Regions from separate parts of the Mus musculus genome. Here regions 1, 3 and 4 are each linked to region 2. A link is a loop called in an ENCODE intact Hi-C map of the cell type or tissue named here. Cell type or tissue: heart. All regions are shown on one strand. Each heading gives the region's core, and the rest is flanking DNA. Links, peaks and the distances in the headings are about the cores only. Region 1 overlaps Trabd2b (TraB domain containing 2B). Region 2 overlaps Trabd2b (TraB domain containing 2B). Region 3 overlaps Gm33655 (a long non-coding RNA gene). Region 4 overlaps Trabd2b (TraB domain containing 2B).

The links. A loop is a pair of places that touch in the nucleus more often than their neighbours do. Peaks named below come from ENCODE experiments on the same cell type or tissue, not always from the same donor. Only the 100,000 strongest peaks of a DNase experiment are listed, where the experiment ranks them.
Region 1: it touches region 2 in a loop (1.8-fold over the local background); 2 of 42 quality-filtered maps call a loop at or near these places.
Region 3: it touches region 2 in a loop (2.0-fold over the local background); 3 of 42 quality-filtered maps call a loop at or near these places.
Region 4: a loop joins it to region 2, with 1.9 times the contacts of the local background. A loop is called at or near these places in 3 of 42 quality-filtered maps.

Annotation. Positions count from the first base shown.
Region 1 is chr4:114,467,833-114,475,144 of GRCm38, reverse strand. All of the region lies in intron 2 of Trabd2b (TraB domain containing 2B), which reads right to left. Among named protein-coding and RNA genes, the nearest start is that of Gm33710, 47 kb to the right of the region's middle. In heart, for the core only: a CTCF peak has its summit at 2,854; a DNase peak (open chromatin) is centred at 2,844; H3K27me3 peaks cover 3,685 bases.
Region 2 is chr4:114,542,205-114,549,516 of GRCm38, reverse strand. The region is part of intron 2 of Trabd2b (TraB domain containing 2B); the gene reads right to left. Among named protein-coding and RNA genes, the nearest start is that of Gm33710, 120 kb to the right of the region's middle. In heart, for the core only: no CTCF peak of the experiment used is centred there; a DNase peak (open chromatin) is centred at 3,836; H3K27me3 peaks cover 573 bases.
Region 3 is chr4:114,630,136-114,637,447 of GRCm38, reverse strand. The region is part of intron 1 of Gm33655 (a long non-coding RNA gene); the gene reads left to right. Among named protein-coding and RNA genes, the nearest start is that of Gm12829, 47 kb to the left of the region's middle. In heart, for the core only: a CTCF peak has its summit at 3,270 (motif pointing right); no DNase peak of the experiment used is centred there; H3K27me3 peaks cover 3,849 bases.
Region 4 is chr4:114,607,879-114,615,190 of GRCm38, reverse strand. Trabd2b (TraB domain containing 2B) reads right to left here. Exons shown (of 7, transcript NM_001085549.1): 7 at 93-5,266. The coding sequence ends at 5,062. All of the region lies in intron 1 of Gm33655 (a long non-coding RNA gene), which reads left to right. Among named protein-coding and RNA genes, the nearest start is that of Gm12829, 69 kb to the left of the region's middle. In heart, for the core only: a CTCF peak has its summit at 3,819 (motif pointing right); no DNase peak of the experiment used is centred there; H3K27me3 peaks cover 2,663 bases.

The DNA of each region.
Region 1 (7,312 bases), core at 1,097-5,096, 73 kb after region 2:
GACCACATGATGTCAGTTCACTAGTAGAAATGGTTTGGGAGGAGGGACAGAGATGTCCCGTGTATCCCAGGTATACAAGGCAGCCATCCCTGAGACTGCTCTGTACAACCTCAGCTTCTAGAAAATGGGCATAGTCCAGGCCAAGAGAAGAGCCAGCATGAGGAAGGGCCTTCCTTCTAAACTATTACCGCCTCATCTGCTGCCACAGCCTCTAACTTCCTACTGTGAAGCCTGCCTCACGGCCTGTGATGTTGTCCCTAGTGATGGCCCTCAGCTCACCCTTACTGTGCTTCTCTTCTGCTGGGTGTGCACATGCTGTGGGCCTCGCTGGGAAGGAAAGGAAATCCATGTGGAGAGTTTAGGTGGCCTGCCTGAGAACAAGGGGCTAGACAATAACCCCAACCCATCTTACTCTGGGGTCCCAGGAACAGGCCTTCCTTAGAAGGCCTATCTTGACTCCCTAGCCTTGACTCCTCTCAGCCCCACAGCTTGTGTTTCCAGGTTGGCCTGACTACTGTCCACCAAACTGAAGCAGCAATGATAAGCTGACAAAGTTCTATGATGGCACTGGAGGCATGAGCATTTAATGGAAGCTCAGAGGCTTTCTCTCCAAATCCACAAATCCTGAATGATAAATAAGTAAACCACAGAGCTTTCTCTCACTATCTTCTCATATGTGAACTGTTGATTATTTACAAAACTCAACTACCTCAAACCTAAAGCATACGGCATGTATGCACTGTCCTTTCACCCACACATCTAGCCTCCTTGTAGCTCTCCCCATGTTTATCCAGAAACATAGCCACCTAGAAGTGAGCTTGAAGATAAGAGTAACCAAGTGACTGAGCTGTTGCAATGGGTGCTAGAAGGCTCATGAGTCCAACCCCAAGTTCTGCTTTTCTTCCCTAGGTCTGGAATGCAGACAGGAGGCTGGACCACCTTGCACTGCAGAAAACGCCAAAACGCCTGGCAGCAGAAGCAAGAAAAAGGACTCCAAACCATTCCCAGCCTCCCGGAGCAGAGCACACTCTCAGCCAGGATTTTCACAAGAGGAAATATAAGTGTCTGACATAAAACCACTCTGCTTGTAAATCAAATTCATATTCTTTTTAACAGACTTACAAGGTCTCTGTGACAGTTAGATGAGACCAAGCCTCAGTGTGGTGTAATAATACATGGGTGGTATTCTGTTGGGTAAAATGACTTTCTATATTGAAGTGACCCTTGGGGGAACAACTCTGTACACCCCATCCACAAAAAAACTAGACACCTCAAAAACTGCTCAGTGCTTGACAGTTATAACTGCAGAGCCCACCCCACCATGAACCTTTCCTATGACAGAAGGCATCAGATATAATAGACAGGACAGAGCTGATAGAAAGGCACAGACCTCAGGCAGCAAGTATCTTTCTTCTTAGGAAAAAAACAAAATGAAAAAACAAACTAGAAAACAAGTCAAAGATTCACCAAGTCATTGAATCTGCTGGATTCACTAGGGACAGGGCTTCCTGGTGTGTTCCCTAAAAGAAAGAAAGTCACACACGGATGACATCCATTTGTATGTCCCCATGGTTCCTGTTCCATTGGTGAACATGGACTCTTGTTACTACTTTGTGTCCTCCAGGAAACCACACTCCTGAGGGCAGTCCCCTCCTCCTTCCGCCCATGTCTGTCCTTTAGGATCAGCTACATAATTTGCAAGTTCTGGAACAAAATGATGAGGAACCCCTAATTTATAAATTATTTCCAGTCTCAAAACGGTGTCAGTCAAGCACAAGATAAGTATGCGCCCTAGGTGGCATTGGTGCCTCACGTTCAAACAGCTGGTCCCATTCCCTCAGGCCCAGGCTCTGGCTGCACACAGTAGGAGTTACAGGCGATGCTTTGCTGGAGAGAACAGAGTCTGTACACAGTGCGCAGCCTCAGTGCTCTGGCGTCATCCTCAGGGAGGTTGGGCTCAATGTGTTTTTTATTCTTCTCCCCAGGCCCAGTTCTTAGCATTTCTTGGAAGAAGTGGGCGAGGGAGACCTGGGGGATCAGAGGCTAGAGGTCACCTAGCAAACAGCCTGCCCTGAACTTAGCAAGTGGGCACGAGCAAGCACCAGGCTTTGCTGAGCCGTTCTCCTCGTTTCTTGCCACAAGATATAAACTAATCTACTTAGTTAGAAAAACATGGTTTATTGCAATCTAAGTAATTTGTATTTCTTTTTCTACCACAAGATGTAAACTAATCTAGTTAGCTAGAGCAAGTTGGTTTAACTGAATTCAGAGTAATTACCCTCCAAAGCAAAGCGATGTGTGTGTTTTTTTGGTTTGCTGGACTTTTTTTTTTTTTTTCCTTTCCAGTATTCAAAAGTTGAGACGTATATGTACTTATGACTAAATAAAAGCCAGCCTTCTTTCAGTTTGTTGGATCTTTGGCCTTTCTGGAGGGTCTCAGCCGCTATCCCAACCACCTGGGACTTCCCGAAAATGTGCTGGAGGTGGCATGGAAAATCCAGCATGTGCTTTTGTGGAAAAAAAAATTTGTAACAACATTTCCTGGAGCAGTAGAGTGCCAACTCACGGGGAGGGGTTGGTGTGCTTGGGGGAGGGGGTGAGGACGGGGCAGCCCCAGGGCTGAAGTGACCTGGGAACCTTGTCTCGGTTATTGTGGGCAGGGGCACTGTCCCATGTTCTCAGGGTCAGCATGCCCCAGGAGAAAGCACTTCACACAACCTAGCCATTCCTATCCCCATAGGACAGGGCTGAGCCAGGCTCAGCAGGGATGACTCATCTGGACCAGGGAAGCTAGGAGGCAGCCCAGGACCTCCAAGGCATTCCCTCTCCTAGAATCTGGGGTGCTTTCCCAGCAGTTCCCAGCAGGGGCCAGGCCACCTCTTACTTTGCAGTAGGTTGCTGATCACCACATCCAAGCGCCAGGGCAGCTGCTCTGCGGACACCGAGCAGCCACTGTCTCACTTTGCTCTTTGCCCACTGGGCTAGTTCCAGCTTCTGTGACACTGTCTTCTCTGCTACAGGACAGCCTGGTGGATACTTAGGGACAGTAGTTTTGTTCCTGCTATGCCTCACCTCTCTATGCTAGGCCTCAGTTCTCTGGTTTCTCTGTCCCTCTCATTCTCCACACCAGGGAATGGACAAAGCTTCCAGAGGTTGTCCCTGCTGGAAGTAGTATGCTTGGGAGTAACTCAAGCGCCACCTGAAGCCATGAAAACTGACAGCATTTCTAATAGGAGAGTGATACTCACCTGGGTCCTGCAAATCCAGTGGAGTGCTCACTGGATGGGGAAAAAAATAGAAATAAAAAGGAGAGGAAAAAATGACTGGTCCTAACTAATGGTGGCTGGGCAGGTTTATTGTAGATATGTGAGAGGGTGGAGTTAGAGGCAAAGGCATCTGGGAGAGTCCAGAGTGCTCATGACTTGGCTGAGCTAGGAGAGGAGGGGAGGAGAGCAGGGGTGTTTTAGGGTAGCCAAGAGCTGAGTGCAAGGTGAAGGGATGTGGGAAATAATGAAGGCAGAGCCAGGCAAGCTCCTTTGCTTGGAGGCAGTTTCAGCAGCAATGTGCAATTGGATAATTGAAATCAGAGGTGAGGGCTGGGGAGCAAGAAACTGGCTCCAGGACAAATAGAGATGATTGCTATAGCACCTATTGGCCTGGGCTCCTCCCAAGACAAGCTACTCAGGGGATAGGAACCTGGCCCCTCTACAGAGTCTCAGTGTAGGAGGATGAGAATAGGTGACAGGAGATAAACCTTTCCTGCAAGGGCCATGAGGTGAACATGCAGGGCTTGTAAGAATACTCCATTGAACTCAGTTCTTCTGGAAGAACAGCTAGTGTTCTTAACTGCTGAGCCATCTCTCCACTCCACTCCATTTCTTTTCTGGTGTGCACTGACGGGACCCTGAGTATACTAGGATGTAGGTGGGATGCTGGAGAATCAGAAGTGAACTAGGCAGGTATAGTCCTTTGTGCCCAATGCCCTGGGTATAGAAGTGGTTACACAGTCTCTACCACCAGAAGCTCAGTTATAGGTCATGCAAGCATGAAAAAAGCCTACTCCAGGACACAGATAAACACTTCAAGGTGGGTAGACACATCTATGGGTCAGTAAACAGGGATGCCAGTAAGCACGGGATGCCAGGCATGACCATGTGTTGAGAACAGTGTCTGGTACACGGCAGATGCTCAGTAAACATGTCTTCCATACAAAAAGGAATAAGATGACTGGACAAAGCTTTGCAGGCAGACAAGACATCTTACCTAAAGGTTGGGAGAAGCAGAGGTCGGGTGAGTTGTGCAGGAGAGTAGAGGCACTGCCACCATGGAACTGCCTCAGGAGGTTGGGTAAGCAGAGATGGGAAGCTAGCAATGCTCTGCTTAAGGTTTTATACAGCCTGTCAATTGTGGTTGCTGGAGCCCAGGTAGGATCCCTGGGGTCCACACATACACCTCTAAGCTATCATCCCACAGCAGGCTCAAAACCTCATTGACAGGATGAGTTCTGTTAGACTCCAAGAAGAAAAATGAAGTACAGTAGGTAAGGAAGGATCCTCAGCTAGGTGACTGCAGATACCAAACACCCCTTCACTTTGGTGAGTCAGAGACGTGAGGGGGAAACAGAGCCGTGTATCTGTCTTTGTGTATCTGCCCATGCTGAGTAAGGGTATCCTGATGCTCTGACTCCTGGGAGCAGTGTAGGAGGCAGTTTCCTATGACACAAGGGGCTGATGCCCCTGAAGCTGGACTCTAGGAGCTGCAGGTGTATGGCGTGCCTTGCTGCCATTCCTCTTCCCTCTCCCCAGGTAGTGACCCCAAGTTTCTGTGCCTGGCTGACAGGTCTCCAGGAGACACCTGTTTTTCATTGCAAGTCCTGAAGGCTCTTGGCAGTGGCTATGTTTGTTTTGGGGGGAGGATTCAGTATGGGAGTAAAACACTGTTTCTGCAGGTCTCCAGGGGTTGCTTAGGAGGCCACAGACAGCCTGAAGAAAAAGCAGACCAGGGCATCCCTGGGAGCATGGCAGATGCTGGGCTGTTTGCCACCAACCAACTCTCCAGTAACAGTGGAGCCACGGACTGTGAACAGAGGCACAGCACAGAGAAGAGGAAAATACAGACAGGCCCTTACAAAAGAGACACTACATCACTGCCTCCCCTTGCAATCATGTCTTCATTTGATCCTTTATTCATTCATTGAACATTCTTTCACTTAATTTAAAAAGTGCCAGCCAGTTCCTGTAGGAGCCCAGGAACCACAAAGGTAAGCCAAGCATGTTCCTGGAGCTCAGGGGCTCCTAGTGTACAGTGAGGACCAAAAAGCAGAGACTGTTGAGAAGTGCCATGAAGGCACATGAGCGAGGACTGGGAAAGCATGCAGGACTGGAGCCTCTGATTACTGAGAACGCTATTTGTCAAGGGGGGCTTTCAGGAGAAGGGGCACTTCCTGGAGACTTGGAAGTCAAGCACAGCTGAAAAGCCATGGTACACAAGACACAGGAAACATGGGGAAATTGCATAGTGGCTAAATGGAGAGAAATTCTGTGTGGTCAGAGAAATGCATGGGAAGTTACAGGCCATGGGGCAACTGGACATGGTTATATGTGAATCTCTTCACCCTCTTTTAGTGTCCTCTTCTCTTCTATTTAAACCTCCTTCTGCTTGGTGCTCTCTTGTTCCTATCATTCTTCATATTCATCCAATTCAACATTCTCCCCTCTCCCCATTCCAGCTGTGATTAAGTCTAGAAAGTTCAGCCACCTCTGGAATCAGCCGAAGCTCTGGGTAGTTTAATGCCTTCACTTAAATCTGTGCTATGGAGCAGGCTCAACTATCTCATTTTATATATGTGATAATATGTTCTGAGCAGTTGGTGGGTCACTGCTTTGGCAGAGCAGACTCAGGAGTGGTAACCAGACTCAGAACCAAGGACTGGGTCGGGTGTCATAAGCTGAGTCCAGTTCATGGAACACCAACCCCAAGGACTCTGTTGGAAGATCATGGCCAGCAAGGTGTGAAGAGCATTCCACAGGTCCACAGTAGGGCTTCTGGGCAGGGAAGGAATCCCTAAATCCACTAGTGATGTGCAAGAGGTGCACATTCAGATGCTTGTCCAATAGTTTGGAGACTCTTCTCATCAGTGCCTGGTCCAGTGATGGTATAGAGGTATGGAGAAGATAGACTATTGTCTCTGTCACTCAGAACATTCTTCTAAAGTCTAAGGAGCTAGAATGCAGCACTGTTGCCTCCCTTTGGCCTCTTTCCATTAGATTTTGAATTTCTGCTAGAAACTATGACGTACACTGCCCACCCGCCTGTGCATTAGCTAGGACTCTGGGTTCAGTTCTGTGTTTGTGAGGAGTGCCTTTTTCCTTTTATACCACCCAGTGAACTCAAGGTACTGTTTATTCATAAAACAGGTATTATTTCCATTGAGCAGGTGGACGAATTAAGAGTCTGAATAAAGTAACTGACCAGCCAGAGACGTCACTTCACCTCTGAAGGAAGTCAGCTCTTAGGATTGCTGATGAGAATGTCACCTTCCTGTCCCCCCACCCTCCTTGAGCTTCTGTAACCTCCTGGAGTATCGGATTCTGGTGTATTATACTGCCTGGACGGTACAAGCATGGGCATCCAATACTCTAGGAAGTCACACAAAAGCTCAAGGTACTGGGAATCCAGTTAGTTGAAGGAGTCCCTGCCCAGCCACAGAGCTAGAGGACGGTTCGTGCAGTTCTGCATAGAGCAAATGCTCTCCAGCTGCAAAGCAAGTAGATGAATAGGACGTAAGTCCCCTATCTGGAGGACTTTCTGCCTGTCAACACTGTGGATGAATCAATCAAACCCACCAGTGTGATGCTTCACTGTGTAGCACAGCCTCTGGAGGTGGGCTGGGTAGTGTTGCTGTCCTGGGCTTCAGAGCCAGTCAGGGAAACGCAGAATCTATGCCTGTCTGATTTCAAAGCCAGCAGCCTTAACGGCTGTGCTCCACAGAAAGGGATTCTCAGTGACTTGCTAGCGTTCTTGTCCCCCACCCCCACCCCCCGTTTTCCTCCTCTGAAGCAGGCAAACAGAGATAGTAACAGCCTCTCGGAAATAGGCATCTAGATAATAATCTTCAAGACTGGCCACGAGCCAAACTGGGCTGGAAAGAAAGTAGACCGAGCACTTCACACCCAACCAGACTCCCTCTTACAGTACTGGCAGCCTGGAGAAACCACTGGCCAAGGTCACTGAGCCAGGGCTTGAGGGAAGGAAACATATCCAGGAGCTTGAGCTGATCCTCAGATTGGGTTGTGGTTCTTTCTAGATTGCC
Region 2 (7,312 bases), core at 2,268-6,267:
TTAGCAGAGCAATAGAAACCTGAGCTACGATATTTCCTCATATATACTAAGGCTTCATACTAAAGGGTCACAATAAGACTATCAGAAAACCTGATCAAGTCCAAAGTGTCCTACAGCAGAGACTAACAGCACTCGAGCACAGAGTGCATGCAAGTCTGTACGCATGGAGAAGAGTCAGATATACTAGTTGATCATTTTATATTTAGGGTAGCTCTGGGGGAAATGTAAACTTGTCAGCTGTTTGGGGGTGATCAATACAGGCCAGAGGAAGATTCAGAGAAAGTAACTTGAACCAAGTGTCACAGTCAGAGGTTCCTAGCCTTCTCTGTTTATTGAGTAAGACTTCTCTCTTATTATAGGTATAGAAAGCTGTCTCTTGTGAGACTAAGCCGGGGCCTAGCAAACACATAAGTGGATGCTCACAGTCAGCTATTGGATGGATCACAGGGCTCCCAATGGAGGAGCTAGAGAAAGTATCCAAGGAGCTAAAGAAATCTGCAACCCTGTAGGTGCAACAACATTATGAACTAACCAGTACCCCGGAGCTCTTGACTCTTGGTGCATATGTATCAAAAGATGGCCTAGTCGGCCATCACTGGAAAGAGAGGCCCATTGGACGCGCAAACTTTATATGCCCCAGTACAGGGGAATGCCAGGGCCAAAAATGGGAATGGGTGGGTAGGGAAGTGGGGGGGAGGGTATGGGGGACTTTTGGGATAGCATTCTAAATGTAATTGAGGAAAATATGTAATAATAAGAAATATTTAAAAAAAAAGAAAAAAAAGAAAGAAAGTAGGAGCATGTGTCCTGGGCATGTTTAAGGAGAGAGGCAGAATCAATCTGGCTTGACTTTTGGGACTTGATCTAGAAAATATGAACTTATTTAAGGACAAATATCTGGGCAAGGCAGTGATGCTGTGGTGATGGTGGGATTGCAGGTGTTGGGGGATGGTGGTGGGAGCATTTGGAAGCCCTGTTTACTTGGCTTGGAACTCAAGTCAGAAGGAGAAAGATATACTGCATATGAGAACACAGTTAAGTGTATAACTTACAGGTTTTAGATAAGTCTCTGGTCCTGGAAGGTCTAAAGGTGTGATTGTTTGAAACTTAAAACATGAACATGACTCCTGTAGATGGAGCAGTGGCCTTTGGATGAGAAAGCTAAAGTCTTAGTTAAAGGTCTGGCCAGAGTGGCGAGCCCTAACAGAAGAGGTCTGAGGTGACAAACTGTGCTGGCAGATGGAACCGCTCAGTCTTTCCTCGAGGCGGCTGTGGCAAGCCAGTCTCACCTCTGCTAATGACACTCCTCTGCATTTCAGTTTGGCATGATTATACCCTTCTAAAGATTGTGACTCTTACTGTCACGGCCATGCCTTTGGGCATGTAATATATCTTTGAGTCCTTTTACAGCCAACTTCCCTCTTGGCTCATGTCAGCTAGCTACCAGTGAGCTATTGGGGCGGGCTAAGGACCTCTGAAAACTTCCTCCTCAAAACCAAAGGAACACTGGGCAAATTGTCAGAACCAACCTTTTTTAGAACTCTGGATATGAACCAAAGGCTTGCACGATTCAGGAAAAATTTAATCAAGAAAAACAGCTCCCAGTAAGAACAACATGCTCTGTGGCATGTTAGCTTGCTCCATTCTCCCACACTGCCGATGGGAGTGAAATCACAGTGAGCAGCTGCCTGGCTGCTACTAAAAGGGACACAAGAGAGGGATGTCTCTGAAGCTCCATTCCCAGAGCACCTTTACAATCTGCTATGACTGGTGGCTTTCTGGAAGCCTCCATTGCCAGGGCTGTATAGTCTTTTCCCAGGGTGTTTTCTGAAAGCAACCAGAGGCAATTGGTTAACATCATAGCTGTCTGTGGCAATGAGAAACTCCAAAAGATTCCTGGGAATCGAGAAAGCAGTGTGCATGCATTGAGGTGTCCCGATGTGCTTTGTGCTTGCTAGAGAAAGACCTGAAATGACTCCAAGTTCTTGTCTCTGGCTAACCCAAAGGCTCTTCAGGAAGGATTATTGGCTTTAGCCATTTAAGAAAAATCTGTCTACCTATTAGCCACTCATTAGGGCAATTGGGCAGATATTTCGATGTCCACACAAGTCAATGAAAAGAGAATGATAGGACTGGCTCTGAAAAGTCACCAATTAAACACTGTCAACCACCAACAGTCACAGCAAACTCAAGGGAACATCTATAAATCCTAGATTTGAGGCATCATGTTATTTTAAATGCCCAGTTGTAACCAGAAATTTGTAGGCATGCATAGAAATAATTAAATATAAAAAATAGTTAATAAGGAATATTCTTGAAGAAATACAGAGGTCTGATTTTTTAAGCAAGGACTCTAAACCACTTAATTTAAATATAAAAAAACAGTGTCTAAAGAACCAAAGCATTGCCAATAAAGAGGTAGTTTAAAGATTAAGACCACGTGCCGCTTTTTCAGGGACTCAGGTTCAGTTACTAGCATCTACCACCCACAATTCTGTTGCTAGGGGACCTGATGCCCTCTTTTGACCTCTGTAGACATCAGACATGTATGTAGAGTAGACAAAACATTCATACACATAAGATTTCTTAAAAAGTAGCTAAAGTATAAAAAAATAATGCTTCACCAAATACAGAGTATCAATAGGAAGGCAATTATACATATTTGTCTATATACACCTATGCATATACAGACATTTCTAAATACAGCAAACACCCACACATTATATAGTGGCAAAGTTCAGTTGCTGAAATAAAAACTTCATGAAAGGGTGTCAATATATTTTTATTGGTCAGAGAAGTGACAAACCTGAAGAAAGTCCAAATGAAATTATTCAGCCCAGGAGATAAACTAATGAAGAAGCTTGGGACATGTATGTGTGTTAACATGTGCAATGAGAAGAAATAGGAAAGAAAGAAGCAGAAAGAATATTGAAAAGTAATGTCTGAAGACATTCTACAGCTATTAAAAATCAAACCTACATAGTCCCACAGCTCAATGACCTCCAAGTTGGGTACATTCAAAGATATATATAGTTAAACTGTTAAAAGCCTCAAACAGAGACTGAACCTTGACAGTGACAGGAAAGGGATGACCCCCAAGCACAGCTTAATACAATTCACAGCAGATTTCTCACCAGAAGTCATGAAGGCTGAAAGGCACTTTATTTTAAAAGGTGTTGCAGATGAAGAATTCTATATCTAGCAAAACTATCCTTCAAAAATAATGAAGTTAAGACTTTGAGAAAATATATGAAAACAGAACACCAGAGAAAGTAGATGATAAACAAAGGAAGTTTGTTGCTCACAATTTTGGGGTCTGCAAAATCCAAGATTGAGGGATCAGCAGATTAGGTGTCTGGTGAAGTCTCATTTGGTTCACAAGGTCTACTATGTCCTAAAACCATGGGGTGAGGGGGTGGGGACAAAGGAGCTCTTTGGAGTCTCTTTTTATAAGCATGCTAATCTCATTTATGACAACCTCATCCTCATGATGTAATCACTTCTCAAAGGCTCCGACCCTGAATCTAATCACACAGAGGATTACATTTTGAAACATGAACTTTGAGATGACACACATATAAAAGCTAGAATTAGTCACCAACTGAGTTGTTCTACAACATTAGGAATTTGGGTTAGGAACCCTTAAGATGGACTATCTCTTTTATCATCCAGCCAAAGTCTAAGTTCCTGCTAAAGTGCATTCCATATTGGAGAAAACTGGGGCTCAGGGGACCCCAGATGGAGTCAGGAGAGGAGTCACTGTGGGAGCCATTGAGAGCCCAAGGCCAGACTCAGCAATGTAATGGACTCTTCAGCAGGAAATGCCATAACCTTGGCACCCAGAGGGAGCAGATGTGCGTTTTTCCCACATTAGGACATCTAGCTAAGAATGGGTTCCTTAGCCCTGAGGGAGCTATTTGGGAGTCATGGGTGACTGGGCCTATTTACAATCTCTTAAAGGGACCACCGTATCCTCTCTGGACTATGTACTGCCTCCCTTCTTTCACTGCTGTTGTTGGTTCCCCACACATTCCAGAATGACACTAACCCAGACACTTCCATGTGTCTTATCTTGCCACCTTACTCAAGAGAGGCTTCTCAACTGAATTCAAATCCAGAGCCTTAGATTCTCCGCCTGGCTGCCAATACCAGTTGTTCCATCAGATTTCTGCAGAGGTCAGAAAGAAGGGAATCATGGTCTGGAGATACTTTCTACAGCTTCCTGACTACTTCTGATGAGTTGAAAATCATCTTGGAGGGTAGGTACCAAACCAGGCACTCACAGGTGTGAATAAGCAGAGAAGGGGGAAGATGATGCTAACTGTGAGTAGGCTTTTCCACATCTCTGCTTCTGTAGTCCTCACAAGGACCCTGTGAAGTATATACTACCATGACTCCAGTTCAATCACAGAGATTGGTGGGACCACTGCTCGTATCCAAGTACTCCCAAGGCAGAGCCCATATGCTTTGACACAATCTGTTTAGCCACTCCAGAAAAGATATCTGGTCCCAGGGAGGGTAGGGAGGGTAGCAGAGGTGTGCTTTTGTTTAGCTCAGTTTTCATACACTCAACACCAGGAGGAAGTAGGCCAATAGTGAGAGGGCACAATCCAACTTTATCCTCTCTGTCACCCTTTCCTTTCTAGGAATATTGGTTTCTTTCTGAGACAAATCTGTGGCCAGCTTCTGAGCCAGGCCAAACTTTCTGGAAACCACTCACCCTGGACCTGGGAGGATGCTAGCTAGAAAGCAAATGCTACTTGTCATGTTTAGGAGGTAGGGCAAAGAAGGCTGGGCTTCTGAGGCAATCAATCAGTGCTGTACAAAATGGACTCCTCAATAAGGAGATGATCCTCAACCCTGGAGAAAAAGGAAGTCACACAATAAGCAGAGTCTGCAGGGTACCTGGGAGGGCTCTGTTGACTCGGGGAGGCTCAATTCTGTCTACAGCTGGTTGGCTGTTCCTGGTCAATTCATTGATTTCCCATCCCCCCCCCCAAAAAAAAGGTTCTGTTTCTTGGTCAGTAACATGCAGATGTTGAGTACAGGTCTCTGTGGTGAGTTTCTAAAAGGTTTAGAAATTCACTCACATCATACAGTGAAGAAGATGCATCCCTTTGGGGGTAGGATTTTTGTTTTAAGATAGACTGGTCTTGAACTCTTTGTTCTTTTTTCTCAGCCTCCCGATTGCTTGGATTACAGACATGTTCCACCATGCCCAGCTGGTGGCATAGTGTAAATCACCAGTGGTCAGTTATAGAAAGTCTTGACTAAAAACTGGGCAATAGATAAATGGGAAGATTAAGAGCCTAGATAGGCTCAGGATGCACTGGTTACCACAAAATATTCAGGCCACAGGAACCCTGCCTGGGGGAGAGGCAGATGGAGGGTTATTTATAGGGTCAAGACTGACACCCCAGTCTTCTGAGAGGATACGGGGAAGATGCCCAGTGAAAGGCTAAGGCTGGAGCCCCACCTGGTCGGCTGCTGTGGGGGAGATTCCTGCCTTTGCCCCTCCTGGATAAATATAGATGGGACAGGCTCTAGGCAGGCACAGAGGCTGTCTTTCCTGATTCATAAAGGACTGGAGAAAACTACTTCTCTCAGCTTCAAGCCCTGCAGGACTGAAGAGAACCCAGCTTATAAGTTTCATGGATTCCGGTGAGGTTATTAGCTGCACAGCACTTTGATGACAGACTCTGATACCCAGGGGTAAATGTCATTTGTACAGTCACATTGCTCAGCAGTCTGCTCACAAAGAGGATGCCACTGGAAACCTTTGATGATACTCAATGACTTAGGAGGGGACTAGTGGGAAACACATTGTGTACTACTTTTTCATGGCAAGTTCCAGGAGCTTGGCTCCTTTTACTCTGACTCTTCATATCTTACCACATCACATATTGATGTTACACACACACACACACACACACACACATTCACTCTCATACCTGATCTGTCTCCAAGCTGGTAGATGTGGTTACCTGAATGTCCTTAGTACCAAAATCACTTTCCCACGCTGGCACCTCCTGTTACTAGAGGTCATATCTTCCGTGTAGCCAGAGTGAACTTTATGAAATGTAACCTGTACCTCTGATGTAAGGAAGAAGTGAGAGAATGAAGGAAGGCGTCCCAATACAGTAGCTCTACAGGAGCCCAGCTTCTATGTGGCATGTGTAATGATGGGGCTGTCACAACAGCATCTCCACTCTGTCACCAGTGCTTTCACCATTGCCTCCACCAATAGCATCTAAAAGCCACATGTTGACACGTGCCATACTACTTCGTCTACCTCTGACACTTCTTTCCAGCCACTAAATGGAGACCTGCCTACCTGGCAGGATGAAGGCAATGGTGGCAAGCTGGCAAGAATGCAGTGTTGGGCACAACATCCAACAGGGTGGACGCTGAGCTCACTGCTGCCATTATCATCATACTGACTGTCTCTGTTCATGTGGACATCCACACTCTTGCAAACTGAGGCTTCTTTGAGAGTAGTCATGTCTTTAGATACAGTTCTGGGACCTGGGCTCCAGTTTAAGATCTGGCCAGAGCCAAAACTGTGGAGAAATCTGAGGTATTTTGTTTGGGTTTCCATCAAGTTATAAGAGCTCAAGGGCAAGGAAGAACAGAAGGGCAGGCCTGGCAAGATAATTCTATAGAGAGAAAAGTGTGGCTTAGAGATAAGCTTTGAAGAGATTGTGCCCCTTTCCATAGCCTGGTAGCAGTCACTGCTGTCTACAGATGGGTTGCTGTTGGGCAAAGTGAAGCAAATCCTCTCCAGGGCATTCTTTCATTCATTCAACAATCAGTGGGCACCTACTGCGAGAGGCTCTCCCACATGTGTTGCCTCTGGAAGTGTGTACCATCCTGTCCAATTTCAGGGATTCTGTGACTTGTTCCAGGTCACACCACTGTCTGGTAAGTGCTCCACATGATCCAAGCCCACATTCCCTGTGCCTGTCTTTCTTTTCTCTGCACAGATAGACCCTGTAGATCCAGCTCCTTGTCCCTCCCTAAAACAAGACAGGATTAGTAGTAAGCCCTGATCCCCAGCATCCTTATGAGCACAAGGACTCATTTTGGAAGCAGAACTTGGCAGACCCACTGGGATTAATTAATTACAGGCCTATCTTCAGGGTGGCCCCGTCGGCTATTGAGGCTGCCGCATACCTGTTGATTGCATAATCCATAAATACATTTGACATCTTTAATTGGAATCAGGCCCCCTAGGCCCTGCCCACAGCTGAGTTACGAGCTCCAAACTCCCTGTTGGCAGCACAGCTTCTGCCTGAATTGGGGCCCAGGGAGG
Region 3 (7,312 bases), core at 1,611-5,610, 89 kb before region 2:
TCGGATTCAGCAGATTTCTAATGTTTTACCTGGTGCCTGGTTCTACAGAGACCCACTCAGTGCCTGTTGTGTGATTACACGATCACAACACAAGGTGTCGCTGAAGAGAGTCTCAAAGCAATGGTGAGGAGAAGCAGTCAAGCAAGACTGAGATGAGGCTTCCTTTGCAGCACAGCAGGTGAGGTCTCTTCCCTATCACTGGGGTCCAACCATATTGCTAAGCACCCAGAAGATGCTGGCTGAGGCCCTGGCTATGCAGAGGCTCCTGAGTTTCCTGACTTTGAATCTGGGAAGTCTCAGAAGACCTCAGAACTCTGGAGAAGAAATGTCTGGAGACATTTTGAGTCTCTGAAAGATTATTCAGAAAACTACGCAAATATATGTTTATTATATATAGTTCATATTAATTTTTCTTTCAGATTTATTGTAACACTTTACTGTGAGTTAAACTAAACTCACTATGGAGATTTTTGAAAACAAGACCCTCCCCCCAGGATAACTACTGAGAATATCTTGCTGTACTAGATTTTTCCACACCTTTTGTTATTTTACATGGTGGAGACAACACTTTGCATACAAGTTAAAGTTCTGTATTTTTTTTCTGAACTTAGCATACAAAGCAGCTTTCGTGTTATGGTAAAAACACTCCTGTGCATTAATTTTAGAGGTTGCACATCCCATAATTACTTATCCAGTTTTCATTTGTGGGACAGGTTAGCTGTTTCTGCTTACTTTCTATTATGCTTTGATGTACCACATACTCTTATGCATGGAGCTGCACATGCCACAGCTACCCACCATTCTTCAATGGTGGGGCAGGGTGGTTGTTTCTGCCTACTTACCATTATACTCCTTGATGTGCTTTGCATCCTTATGTGTGGGCATCTGGTGATGGGATCACCATGTGGACTTTAAAAATACTTGATCTAAACTGCAGAGTAGGGATGATAATTTTAGAGAAAAGCTGGCAGTTTTGCATAAGAGAAGCAACTGTTTTCTCTTGAATGATCTCCTTGGCGACAGCAAGTTAAATTTGAGATCTTGCATGGGCCCTTAACCATGATTGCTTCTCACTAAACAATTGTGACATTGTAATATCTGTTAAATGATTGGCTAAAGGTGAATGGAAAGGAACAGAATGATGGAGTTGCAGGAAAGGGCAGGCATGCGGGATGCCAGAGGAAGATACCACTGGAAGTCCCACCCACATTCTTCCTTGCACTGCTTAAAGTCTCCATGGGGCACGTAGGGGACTGAGGGAACAACGTCATCTCAAAGCCAGAAAAGTGCAGCATCAAGAGGTGAAGATAGATTCAGAATATAGTACAGAGCAGTACAGAGCAGAACTGGGTTGGACTAGTCAGGACTTTCTGGCTACTGGCCCATCTCATGGGTGGACTCTAGGTGGCACTGTGGCTGCAAAAGTTTTAGGCTGAGGTGTTTGGGTAAAGCTACTGGAAATTTGGGAGAGAAAGAAATAAAAGAAAACGAATGTGATGAAGCAGATGCAGAAAGGTAACGACTAGGGAGGAGGCCACAGCTTGTGCTTGGTTCAGAAAAGACAAACTAGACTAAGGTCTCATTCATCTATTCACTCAGTCACCCAATGAGCATTTACTAAGTTCCACCCGAGGTCTGTCATGGTGTGATACAGATAAAGTGGTGGGCTGAGCAGCTGCACCCCTGAAACCATGTAGCTTATAAGAAACAAGAATGGCCAGCATTAGTTGACCCTTGTGTGAATAGGCAACGGTATGTTTGAGACAGATGCTAGGGGCCAGGGGTGAAAGTGTTGAGCTAATCTGTGAGAACACATGGCTAAGAATGGTTGTCCTGTAGAGCTGAGGTTTGAAGATGCTGAGAGTGAACAAGAAGAGAGAGATGAGGGAGGGAGCCTAGCTACAGAGGTCTGTGCTGAAAGGAGTCAGCTGGACATGTGGGAGGGGATTTTTAGCTGACACAACACAAGATTTTTGCCTTTATCCTGAGAGTACCGAAAGCAGTTGCGGGCTCCGAGCAAGGTAGGAGCTGGGTACAGAGTTGTTCGTTGAAAAGCTTTCTTTGGTTTAAGGATGGAAATGGCCTAGGGGGTCACCAGTGAGGAGACTGTGTATCAGGCAGTATAGTTATTTAAGTGAAGGGACTGTGGGACTGGTTGGGAGAGACGAGTCCCAGAGAATGACAACTGGGGACTGAAGACTCTTGGTATGAATGGACACCTGACATCGGCACCGAGAGGAACTGGTATCAGTGACATCGCAGAGGCAGTAGCCTTTGGAAAATGATCAGATTTGGATGAGAAGACCAGCCACTTTTGATACTTTTGGAGGGACTGTCACCTTCTCACCCCATTATTCCTTCCTTGGCTCAGGAGCAGGCAAGGCCATGTAAAGAGGGGGCCTTCTCTCAGCAGTAGGTGTGATCATCACACTGGATCATTGAGGGCCTGCCTGCTATATGACGGTGCGTCCACTCTGCTTCTTCTTTCTTGTGAGGAGCGTGCTGGCATCAGGTACCATCAGACTAGTGTGGCTTTCCTCAAGGTGGACTTTGCTCTGGTGGCTATGGCTCTGTGGGTGGGATTCTGCAGGAGTACGTTTGATATTTTGACCCAAATGTTTACCAGGGTCCATTTCCCAAGGATTTATATTGATGCGAGTTTTACAAAGCAGGCTTGTGGCCAGATACTCAAGCAGTCTTCAAAAGGGGCTAAAGCTGAGATGTTTCTCTCCCTCTGTAGGATCCATAAGGCCTTTTCCTCTGTTATTCTAGAAGGAAGAGAAGAATGCAGTGTATGGCTTTAGAGTCTTCTAAAGTGCAGATGCTAAACAGGTCCGAAGCTTGGAGGAATGGCCTAGGGAAATCACCATGAGTCACCAGTAAGAAATGTGGACTGGGGAAGACAGCTCTGGGTGGGCCTTGAGGAGCTTCGTGTTTTAGGGGGACAGATGAAGGTGTTCTCCTGAAGTAGGCTGGACAGAAAGGGAAGAAGTGAACTGAAGATGAGATGGAGCCCCAGAAACTTGGAGAAGATGGGAGTTTTAGGGGAGAGTGGCTAGCACATGAACATGCTTGTTAGATTGACAGAGATGCTGCTGGTGACTTTAGCAAGCTGAATTTGGAAGGGTGGGTCTCTCATGTTTAAGTCAATGTGAACGTGGTGTCATCCAGTGAGTTTTGAGAAATGCATAGGCCAATGGGATCACTGTTCCAATCAGCCTGTGTATGTCCATCACCCCTAGAAGGTACTTTGTACCCCTTTGCATCCAGTTTCTTTCTAAATCCCTGCCCCCAGGGGGCGTCTTGCTAGATAGATCTGTTAGTTTGCCTGCTTGAGAATTTTATACAAACTCGGAGTGTTGTATCTGACTTCTTTCCCTCCATTTTGAGTAGAGGGAAATGTATGCTCCCCGCAGAAAGTATGTGGGTCTGCAGTAGCAATTCAGCCCTCATGCATGGAGTATCCACTGTTTATCACACATTTCTCCACTCACTGTGGGAATTAAAGTCATGTCCAATGTTTGGCTATTCTGACTAAGGCAGCTATGAACAGTTTTGTATAGTTTTGTGATGTGTTCCAGCATCTTTGATTTATTTTTGTCCAAATCATAGCTAAGAAACCTCACAGCAACAGCAACTGGGAGGGGCTGCTGGGTCCAGGAAAGGATTTATTTTTAAGGTGTAAAAGACTGGTGCATGGTTAAATGTTGCTGCTCATGATCTGCTTGGAGGGATCAGTTAAGGAAAGGGAAAAGGGACGATGTGAACTCTGAAAAGGAGTGGGAGAGAAGATCTTTTCTCAGCTGGAGGGGAAGTATTGGAAGAGAAGCAGAAGCAGAGAAAGATGGGGTGGGTTTGTGAGCAGAGGAGGAGAGGTTTTCATCAGAGGGGTTTGGTTTTACTGTGAAGTAGAAAGCAAGGTTGCAAACAAAGCTGAAAGATACTGCAGGGTGTCAGGGGTTGTGGAGAGGGGCAAGGTATGGAATGGATACTGTAAGGAGGGCAAGAAGTCAGGGACAAGAAAGATGAACTGGGGCTGTTGGACACTGAAGCCCAGTGGAGGCTAATATCTGACAGGAGAGTAACACCCACAGCTTGCTGTAGAGGTCCCACCAGTGGTCTGCCCAGTGCAGACGTGAAGAGGGCATGGGGAATGGCACGTTTCTGAGGAAGTTATCAGATCCAATGGATAACGGATTTCAAAGGATTCCGTGAGCCCTGTGTCAGGTTAGGTATCCATGTGAGTGCAGTGGGCATGTGACTTCAAGTCCAAGTGCTCTTTCCTTGACTCCACAGCCTCTACGGACTGAATGGCCAGGTTTGCATCTTAATCCTGCTCCCGCCTCAGGCTCATCATGTAAGTGCTGGAAAGGTTTACGTTCTCCACGTGATAGAGACACCCAGTCTCAGACAGCTGGAACACACTGGCTGCCGGGATGATTTTCATGTCTGGCCCCAATTCTTTAACCCATATATCAGGATTCCATAGTCAAGGCTTTGCCACACATTTTTATAGTGAGGGGAGTAGCCTTATGTCTTGGTCTTCATAGTTGATTTTGTGAACCTAAAGGATGTTGTGTCTTGGTGATTGCTAAAGAAAGTCACTACCTTCTCAGCCTGCCCAAGAAGTAACATACTCAGCCATTCTGCATTGTGGCCAGGTACTTAGCAGAATCTACATTGTAACAGCTAAGCTGAGCACAGCCAATGGTAACATGCAGCAGAGAAAATGCTTGCAATTGAAGCTACTACAATATGGCTCATTTGTTTCGTATTGTGACTGACTGATACAGAACAGGCCCTCTGTCAAGTGCAGGTGTGGTCACCGACACTGTCTCTACTTTGGACAGATTGGTTTAACAGAGGTAGATGTGACATCCCTTGAGACTTATTTATTTATTTTAAAAGAATACTATTTAAAGATCAAATTCCAATTCTAAAATTGACATGGAAATCTAAGAGGCAGATGGGAATGTTCACATAACTTCTTGGGGAGGCAAAGGTAGCTGAAGAGACTCACTGAATATCTTCTTTTGTGTGCACATGCAAGAACCTAATTGTGATGGGGCTGGGGGAGGGCTGGAGCTAAGCTGAGAAGAGCTGTTGCTGAAGGACGTAGTCAAACATTACACTTCAATACTAGCAAGTGATTTTAGGCTTAACTTGAATCTCTAGCCTAGAGATGTAGGAGAGTATGCAATATAGTGATTTGGCCATGGGATTACTTTTCCCTACATTGGGAATAATGAGGCTGGTGAAAACATATTAGCTAGTGCTCAGTGCAACTTTCAATCAAGTATGAGGTTTGGTATGGGCTTTAATGTCCTAGGTGGACCTCTGGCTGAGTGAGCATGTCAGCCACAGCGTGTCACCAGTGGCCTTATGCTTGTAGGCCGCTTCCTGGTGGAAATGCATCTTCCCAGATGTCAGACCAAATGATCAACTTTATTTAAGTACAAAAATAACACTTTTCATTTTTCTTTATCTCTTTGAGTAAACACCATTATAAGTCCAAACTGGCTTTGGAAGCAGAGATGCTTCTCAGAGAACCCCAAAGGGTACATTGCTCACGGTTTTGATTTTAGGATTCAGATTTTTTTCTTCACATTATTGACATTGAGGGACACTTGATACTGTTTTTATAGTGAAAAGGGCACTAAAGAAAGGGAGAGGCTGAGGGCAAAGGAGAGGGGCGACGGATGGCTCGAAGTCCCAGGACAGGTAAAAGGAGAAGCCTGGAGTCCTGTATGTGAGTGGGAAGATGACTTGGAGGAAAGAAAGGTCCTCTCCTGGCTGAGACAAGGGGTATTGGAGTGCTTGGTGTGTCTGCAACCTGGCGACTGGGGTCAGACAGCTAGCTGAGGAAATTCAAACCAAAGGGCCCAGTGAAATAGGATGCAGACTCCCCCTTGTGAATGAAGGCCACAGTAGTCAGAAAGAACTATAAACAGAGTGGCAGCAGAGCCAGAAGGAAGGGCTGACTGGGCTGAGAAAGCACAAGATGGGTGAGGTATGTGTCCTGATGAAACCAGCTGCATTTGAAGTTGCCATCTGTCTGCTCAGTGGCTTCGTCTCTCAGTGACAGCTCCTGCAGTGTCTTTGGTGGAAGGTCTTCTCTGATTGTGCTCCTGTACTGCACAATCCAAGCTTTAGTTCTTCAAGTTGGGTGGGCTCCAGTGGGTGCTTTGCTATCTGAATGTTTGTTTCTCATAGTGCTCTTCCAAACTATGTGTCTGTAATTTGTGTAGGATATGGAGATGGCCAGATGGTTATGCTGGTCTGGGTAGGTTGGCAGACATAGCATGCATGGCCATCCTGCAGTCAGACTTGAGAAAAGCAACTTGTCTTTCTGTCTAGAGCCTATCTCCTCCCGCTGCCTGCTGCTCCTCCTCTTACTTTCCCTGCCCTCTTGGCCCATATGCCAAGCCAGCCTCCATGCTCTGACCTTCCTCTTGTGACGTTGCCCTCTTGGAGTAATGTAGGACAAATAGGTTAATTCAAGTCCAGCCTAAGGCTTTGAGAGAGGCCATGGAACGGGGCTCACAGTGGGGAGCCCCACACCTAAGTAGAGGTCCTCCACTTGCCCCTGCTCAGTCCCATTTCACCTTGCTGTTTACTGAAGGTCTGCTCTCTGCTCCATCACTAGCTTGCAAGTCAGTTCTTTTCTCTTCAGTTTCCAATCTGTCTGCAAATCACCCCCCTCAGCACACGCATTCACAGTGGTGATGCTGTAAAGTACAATGTGTTTGTGAGTTGTTCTGTGCTGTTTGAGGACAGTGAGAAACTGGCTCTGAAAGCAGGTTGATTCTTCTATCTCAGAGCCAAACATGGTAGGTGTTTGTTCGTTTGTTGTTGGTTTTTTTTTGAAAGATTTATTTCTTTTATTTATGTGAATACACCATCACTGTCTTCAGACACACCAGAAGAGGGCACTGGATCCCATTACAGACAGTTGTGAGCTACCATGTGGTTGCTGGGAAATGAACTCAGGACCTCTGAAAGAACAGTCAATGCTCTTAATCACTGAGCTGTCTCTCCAGCCTCCATGTGGTAGTCTTATGAGTCCTCCAAAATCTTGTGTCCAAAGGATGGGTTGTCCCTGTCCCAATCTGTGACAGGAAGGGGAGAGAACAGCAAAACAGACCTAGAGTAAAAGCATTGTGTCCCCAGGAACAGCTAAAAGGAAAAGCATTTCTAATAGAGATTACTGCTTATTCCATGATATAGAATGCCTACAGTCTTCCAGCCCACAACTCTGCCTAGGGCAGAGCCGGTACTCCAGACCCACTCCCACACCTAGAGACAGCTTAAC
Region 4 (7,312 bases), core at 1,666-5,665, 66 kb before region 2:
ATACTGTCCTAGGCTCTCGCCCTCACAAGCCAGACAATTCCCCAAATGTACCCTGCAGAAGGAAAACAGAGAAGTAAACAGTAACACCAGGGTCAAGTTCATAACATCTTTAATTAATATATTATGCTACAAAAATATTTTTGGCAAAATAACATTAATAGCATCTTTCTTTGTCTTCTATTATACTCTTAAAGAACTCTTCATGACAATTCATGGGGCAGGGGTGAAGGAAGAGGTGATAAAGAACACCACAAACATGGTGAGAGCTGAGGCCAGTTTGGTACAGTGAGGCACAGTGGGGTAGCCAACAAATCTGAGACAGAACTGGGCAAAAGCTAAGGTCAACTTCCCCCTTCTTTAGCTGAGAGCCACACCCACCTCAGCCTTGCAACCAGAGAGACTCCAGTCTAAGAGTCCTTGGTTTCTCACTCCAGGCATCTTAGACTTGGATCCTATTAAAAATCACATTCCCCAAGGCAGGTTTTAGGATGGAGGGGGCCTTTAAGTTATGTTTTCTTATCTGTCACATGCTCCCATCATGGTGGCCTGTGGTGTCAATATGATACACAGAATTATCCTCCTGGCCCCAGGAAACTCTCCCTATGGTCCATGAAGAAACAGAAGCTGAAAGAGCTTCTGTGGCTTCCCAAGCAGCAAGCAAAGGCCTCTCTATAGGCAAAGTCTGCCTTTGGAGACAGTGGTGAGGAGCTGACATTGCCTGGAAAGGGCCAGATAGGGTCCAAGAGCCCTTATAAGCTCTGATTTCCCTTCCTCAAGGTCGGGCACTGACTAAGAAGTGGCTCTGAGCTGGAGTCATGGGCAGGGTTTCAATCCAGGCATCTCCTCCCCAAGAGGTCCCCTGCCCAAGGGCAGCAAGAGTTTCTGCCAGTTCTTGGCAAGCCTGGCTGGGCTGTGTAAGAATGGGGGAGGGGTGTAGAGAGGCTTTAGCTGAGTACTGAATCTACAGGCTTAGATGGCCAGCCAGGGTGATATTTTTGGCTGCTTAGATGAATTTTTGGAAAACTAACAATGTGTAAAGAACCCAAACCTTACAAAGCCAGGGGCACTTTCATGGCATTTACACCAATCCTTTGCCAAGATTTCCAGCTGGTTGCCACATCTTCAGCCAGTGGACCCTGGGGCCTTGCATACTATGCGTCTACCTCCACCTGGAGAACTCTACTCTCAGATGCTATCCTTTAGCAGCTAGGGATGTGGAAGTTGTCTCAAATAGAAAGCCAAGGCTGTCTTTTGCCTTTCCTAGCTCCAACCTCTTCTTCCTCTGTCCTGCTTCCTTTCCTCCCTTGTCCCTCTCAGCACATCTTCATCTATCACTTTTGTGTCAAAGGTCATAAAAAAAAAAACAGACACAGGACCCACCTCATTGATTTGCTTGTATTTCCAACAGGGAGCAAATTCATATCTAAAGAGCCCTAACTCTGGAATGTGTGTGTGGGACTAGTAATGTACAAAGGGTTCCGTGGGGGACATCCTGGAGCAAGCCGCTAGGGTTATCCTCATGGGATAAATAGCTGGGGGGAGAGAAGAGAGCTTCCCCTGGGGAGTAACATGTATAAAGCACCATGTCTATTCTAGAAATAACAGATATGATTCCATCTGTCAGGCTGGGGTAGGAGGGATGAGACATGACCAGCAAGGTCAGCTGAGTGGGGTCATGGAGGGTCTTAAATACCAAGTAGAGGGCCTGGTGTTTATCTCATGGTTATTACTACCACAAGTCTGGTGGTCTTTTTTTTTTTTTTTTTTTTTTGCCACTTAGGGTGTCATTAAAACTACAACCAGCAGTTCTTTTCTCTGGGATCTGTTGTGATAGGGGCACTGGTGGGACAAAGTACCTGAGCTTCCAGGCTTGCCCAAGTCTGGACTGGACAAGACTAGGACATTGCCGGTGACCACACTCCATGTGAGAAGGATGTGCTTGGGTCTTTCAGTATAAGGTGAACGTTGTGAGTCACCCTCAGTCCAGACATTGCAGACCGTGTCTTTGACCTCCGAGATTGGCATGGACACCTCTTTGATTCCCCGCTAAGTGCTGGTCACTTAATCTGCTAGGCCACAGGCCTTCCATCTTTCTGTTTGACTCAAAGTTAAAACGAAAGTCCTAAAAATACTCATTGGAATCTCAAGGGAACTGGGCTCTGTGTTTATGAGTCTAGCCAGCAAGAACATGAAGTCTGAGAAACTGCTGATGGACTACTGGTCTGTTTCCAGAGCAGGAAGGGAAGTTTAAGTGGCCTAGCCATACATTCTGTTTTGTGTGCAAGGTCTCCTAGGATGTAGGCCAGCAAGTTGAGTTTGCTACTTGCTTAAACCCTGGCTTGGTAGAGCTCTCCAGGGGCCAGGAAACTTTGGCCCTAGGTGTCTGAACAATGGTTCTTTCTTTCTAAGTCCACACCTACCTTGAATTTTGTTGATCTGTTGGACTACTCTGCCCTCCTTCCCTCCCTCCTGCCTCCCTCCCTCCTGCCCCATCCCTCCCTCCCTCCCTCCCTCCCTTTCTTCTTCCTTCCTTACCTCCCCTCCTCCCTTCCCTTCCCTTCATTTTTCATATAGGGTCTGGTCATGTACTTCAAGCTGTTTTAGAACTCACTGTGCATCCCAGTCTGGACCTCTTATGATGCTTGTTGATGCTCTTGCCTCAGACTCCCAAGTACAGTCCTTACAGACATGTGCTACTAAGCAGGGCACGTCATCTTTAAAAACCTTAAAATGTGGTGGGGAAGAGAATTTGAAACACTTCCTTCCCTTTCAGTCTTCCTTAAGAAGGGGTCTGGAAAGACAAGTGGCCTGATGTTGGGGCTGGGAAAGTAGCCCAGGATAGCTCCACTTATCCCATGTTGATGGTGAACTCTTCTGGGCCCAGAAGGGTGGGTACAATTCAGCCCATGTGTGTAACCCTGGCACTGTGCTTGCACAGTGATTACATGCTGTATTAATTCACCATCTTGGCCCCACGCCTGGCACAGGTCTGGGCACACGGTCAGGTGCTTGGACTCTTTCCCCAAATGCTTCATCTTTAATTAACCTCGAGCTTGATCTCCATACATCTCATGCCATACTCTGCCCCAAACAGGGGAATCTGGCCTGTGTGTTTCCAATTCCTTTACACTTATCTCATCCCAATAGCGCTCTGCACGATCCGTTTGATGTCTAACTTCTGAGCCTGCTTTAAAAGTCAGCTAAGCCCCTTCCCGCTCAGCAATAGGAAGTCACATTTTTTTGCCAAGGATAAACTGACTCCAGTCCTGGTTGAGGTCAAGTTCAGTTTACAGTGTGGTGTCCATGGGACTGGCGGGACCCTGTGAAGCAGAGTTCCAGAATCTTGCCAGGTCTCAGGCTTAAACCTGTCCACTGGGGCAGAGCTGGAAAGAATTCTGCTGCCTGCCAGGATGCCTGTGGGACCCCTGACTATGCAATGAGTTGCCCAGAGTCCTGCCATCTCAGAAGGGAGATGTCTGCCAACCTAAGCATGGCGGTGCTGTAGCCAACCAGGCGCCATCAAGCCTGCCAGGGAAACCCATGTGCAGTGAGGTGAGAGAACGGGACCGGAGTCAACATGCCTGTCTCAGCTGTGCCACTTTGGAGAGGCCTTTCCTCTTTCTGGACCTTAGCGTCATTCTTACTCTTGTTGCCAGGTGAGGGCTCTTTTCTGCTCTCAGGATCTAGGACTCCTTAAATAATGAGCCACAAGTCCAGCTTTGGCCCACTGTGTTCTCAGTCAGACCCCGGAGGACAGAAGGCTTCTGTGCCTCAACTCCCTGCCTGTCCATGCTGGCTGCTAGAGGCTCCTGGCTACAGAAGCCAGCAGGGGGAGCTGGAGAAATGGCCTCCTTGTCTGCCATGGGAAGATTGGGAGGGTTCCAGTTTGGGAAATCTGCCTCCCCTGGTTCTTCTCCTGACCGAAAGAGCAGGAGTAGAACACAGTTTGAGGAGCAAGGGTATTTTTTGTATCACCCTAATCCAGGGCTGGGCAGGGCATACATCTTGGGTGGATCTTTTCCCTCTTTTGGGGGTTCAGCCTTATCATTGAATTGGAGGTCATCACATCGCACAGCAGGCTTTTGGCAGGTGGTTGTCTCTACCACGGTCATCACCACAACTGGAGGCTCCTGCACTCCATCGCCCCTAAGACTGTTCTGTGTCCACCCCTGCCCATTCCTGTCCTCTGCCCAGCTCACTTCCCAGCCCTAACCAGGTTTACCAGCCCCTCTTGAATGGAAGCTGGATCAGTGACACTGGAACATCAATCACCCACTTGCTTTGTGACCTTGGGTAACCCCATTCACTTTTTGGATCTCAGTGTAGCCATCTGACCACAGGACTGGGCTCATCTCCCACAGCACCAGTCTCCTACTTTAATGGAAAAACCCACCAGGAACCCTGGCGGGCCAGTCCACAGACACGTGGGACTTCAAAATAGCAGCATTCTTCTTTCTTTCTTTCTTTCTTTCTTTCTTTCTTTCTTTCTTTCTTTCTTTCTTTCTTTCTTTCTTTCTTCATTTCTCCTTAAATTGCCCTTCTGGGGCCTGGACAGGGTTAGGGAGGATGGCTGGCCACTATGCCCCTGGCTCTGAAATTTAGCCTCACAAAAGCTGGGGCTGCCTTTCTGCCTGCCCTCAGAGGTGCCTACAGTGGGAGAAGTCAAGCCTGAGTAGGAGGCTTGGGGCCAATTCAAAGCCACTGTCTACACAGGTCACAGAGGTCATGGGAACCTGGGTTCCTTCCCTGGGTTGGTGTTTGGGACTAATTCAGGGACTATAACATAAGCTACATAAAAATAGTTTTATCAATAGAATAAATACATTTTCTCTTTTAATATGGACACATATTTTACAAAAGAGCCCCATAGCACTATGGGAAATTAAGACCTTCTACAAAAAAGAAGATGTAACTGGAGTAGAATAAAGCTCTAGTGCTCTAAGGTCCCTGTCCTGTGTGAACTGCCTTGAGGGTGTTAGCACCATCTGAGGTGGTGTCAGATGGTGGACACGGCCACAGACTCCTGTGGTTTCTCTGGCTTCTCTGCAAGGGTGGTCGAGGTCAGGAAGGCCCAAGGCTGTGTAGTAGGAAGGGGGCTACAATGGAGGCAGTGATGGCATGGAGGAGGCCCAGTGTAGGCGCTGAGCTGCTGGTAGGCCCCACAGCGTCCTGCTGCTGGAGTTGGTGTGAGGACTTGACAAAGGGCTTGGTGGTTTCGGAGCTGGGGGTAGGCTGCAGGGGCAGCGGAGGTGGCGAGATCGTAGTGCTGCAAAGAGGAAACACAGGGACCGTCAGCAACCTCCTCCTAGGAAGAGAGCTTCGGGTTCAGCTCTAGTTTTAGCAGGTACCTTAGGGAGGAGGAATAGTCTGGAACCCCATAGCCAGCTCCACTGACCCCCAAAGACAGAGTGGGCCCACATGTGACTGATCATGAGGGCGGGTTCCAGGCAGAAACAACTGCAAAGTCAACTGGAGTCCCTAGAGTATAGCTTCCACCTGTCTCCTGATGGTCTACACCTTGTTGTTCCGCACAAGGTTGCTGAAGGTGGCAGAACACACACACACACACACACACACACACACACACACACACACACACACACACACACATACACACACTCCTTAATTTTCACCACATCATCCTATCTGCCATAGGAGAAGCATCCCCCACACCAGCTGTTCAAACAAGATTACTATCCTCACAATAAGCCTTCAAATGAGTCTTACCACCTCCTTTCAGCAAGGGTGCCTCAAAGAGGCTACTGGGTATCAGGTTCTGGGGCAAAGTAGGTTTGTACACCCATAGGGCAGGAGAGGAACGACCACTGTCTCTTTCGGAGATGCAGGCATAGCGCTCCTACTGAGTTTGTTTGTAAAACAGGGGTGGGGTTGGGGCTTCCACAGCACATTTTAGCTCACAGAAACCAGTGTGCTCTGTTTCCTGCCATGCTGGGCTTCAACCACATGGGACCGGTCACAATCTCACGGTACTGTTTTACATTACCTCATCCCCATCATGCCCACTGTCTTGCTGTTATTGTCACCACTAGAGACTTCCCTCTCTCTCTCCTCAAGGTCCATGACCTGCCCTATGATCTTGAAGAGCGAAGGTTCACCTAAGACACTATCCACGTTCCACTAACCTCATTGCCATAGTGGGGCATTTGTTCTATGAGAGTTAAAGAACAGGTTTCAATCTGAGGAGTCTTACAACAGTGCTAGGCCCTGGGAGATGTGGGAAGGCTTCTCTGAAAAAAATATCATTAATATTTTTATTTCTCTGCTTTTCAACTAATAACATCCTGCATTTACAGTGTACTTAGTAGCAAAGGCAGTCATCACACTCAGTGATTTTGCTGTGCCATATTTCAGTTTCTCCCAAGCTTGAAGAAAATGAGGATTCTTAGCAAGATGAGATGCAGTGGGGTCGATTGCTTCTGTGGCAAGAACCCTGAGCATTAGTGAAGTGCACTATTTCCTGGGTGAGACCTTGAATACTGATGTGGAGGAGGTTCCGGGGTCAGACTGAGGGCTTGTTGGTTGCAGTCCTATTAGTGCCTGTGTCTAGAAGAAGTCATTACCTCAAATTCTCTCTCCCTCCCTCCCTCTCCTTCTTTCTCTGTCTCTCTCTTGTCTGACTCTGTCTGTCTCCGTCTCCGTCTCTGTCTCTCTCCCTCTCTCTCTCTCTCTCTCTCTCTCTCTCTCTCTCTCTCTCTCTCTCTCACACACACACACACACACACACACATCCATGCCTCAATGCTGTTATGTGTCTCAGCCTGGGTAGTTGAGAGGCACTGAGGGCTGACTTCAGGGCAGTGGGCCAGGTGCCCTGTGAAGTGGCTGGAGCCAGCGCTCAGGCTGTCCTTTGCTAGGGGGGCAAAAACCAAATGGGAATTATGTCTCACAAGGTACCTATAGGTATTTTCTTTCACACTTTGAAAACTAAAGATGAAAACTCTCCCTTGGAGCCCAAGTGGGGTTTTTATTGCTTGGAAAGAGTCCCAGGAAAATGAAGTGGGATGGTGGGGAGGGGGACAAGCCCCTAGGAGTGCAACCTCCCTCCTTCCTCCCAGCTTACTCTGCTCACAAGCTGGCCCCCAGTCCAGGTCCCCACCCACTTTCAGGCTTATGTTGGGGAAAATTGTCTCATGGCACAACGGTTTAGAGGCCAAACCAAACACACTGCACATTCCCAGGCTCTGCCGACAACTGGCATGGAGGGGCCAAGTCTGCTCTGAGCTGACAGGACCCCAAGTGTGGGAAGGCCCCTCTGGTTGGCTAGAAGACAGGGCTCTGGGCTGTGTCCTTG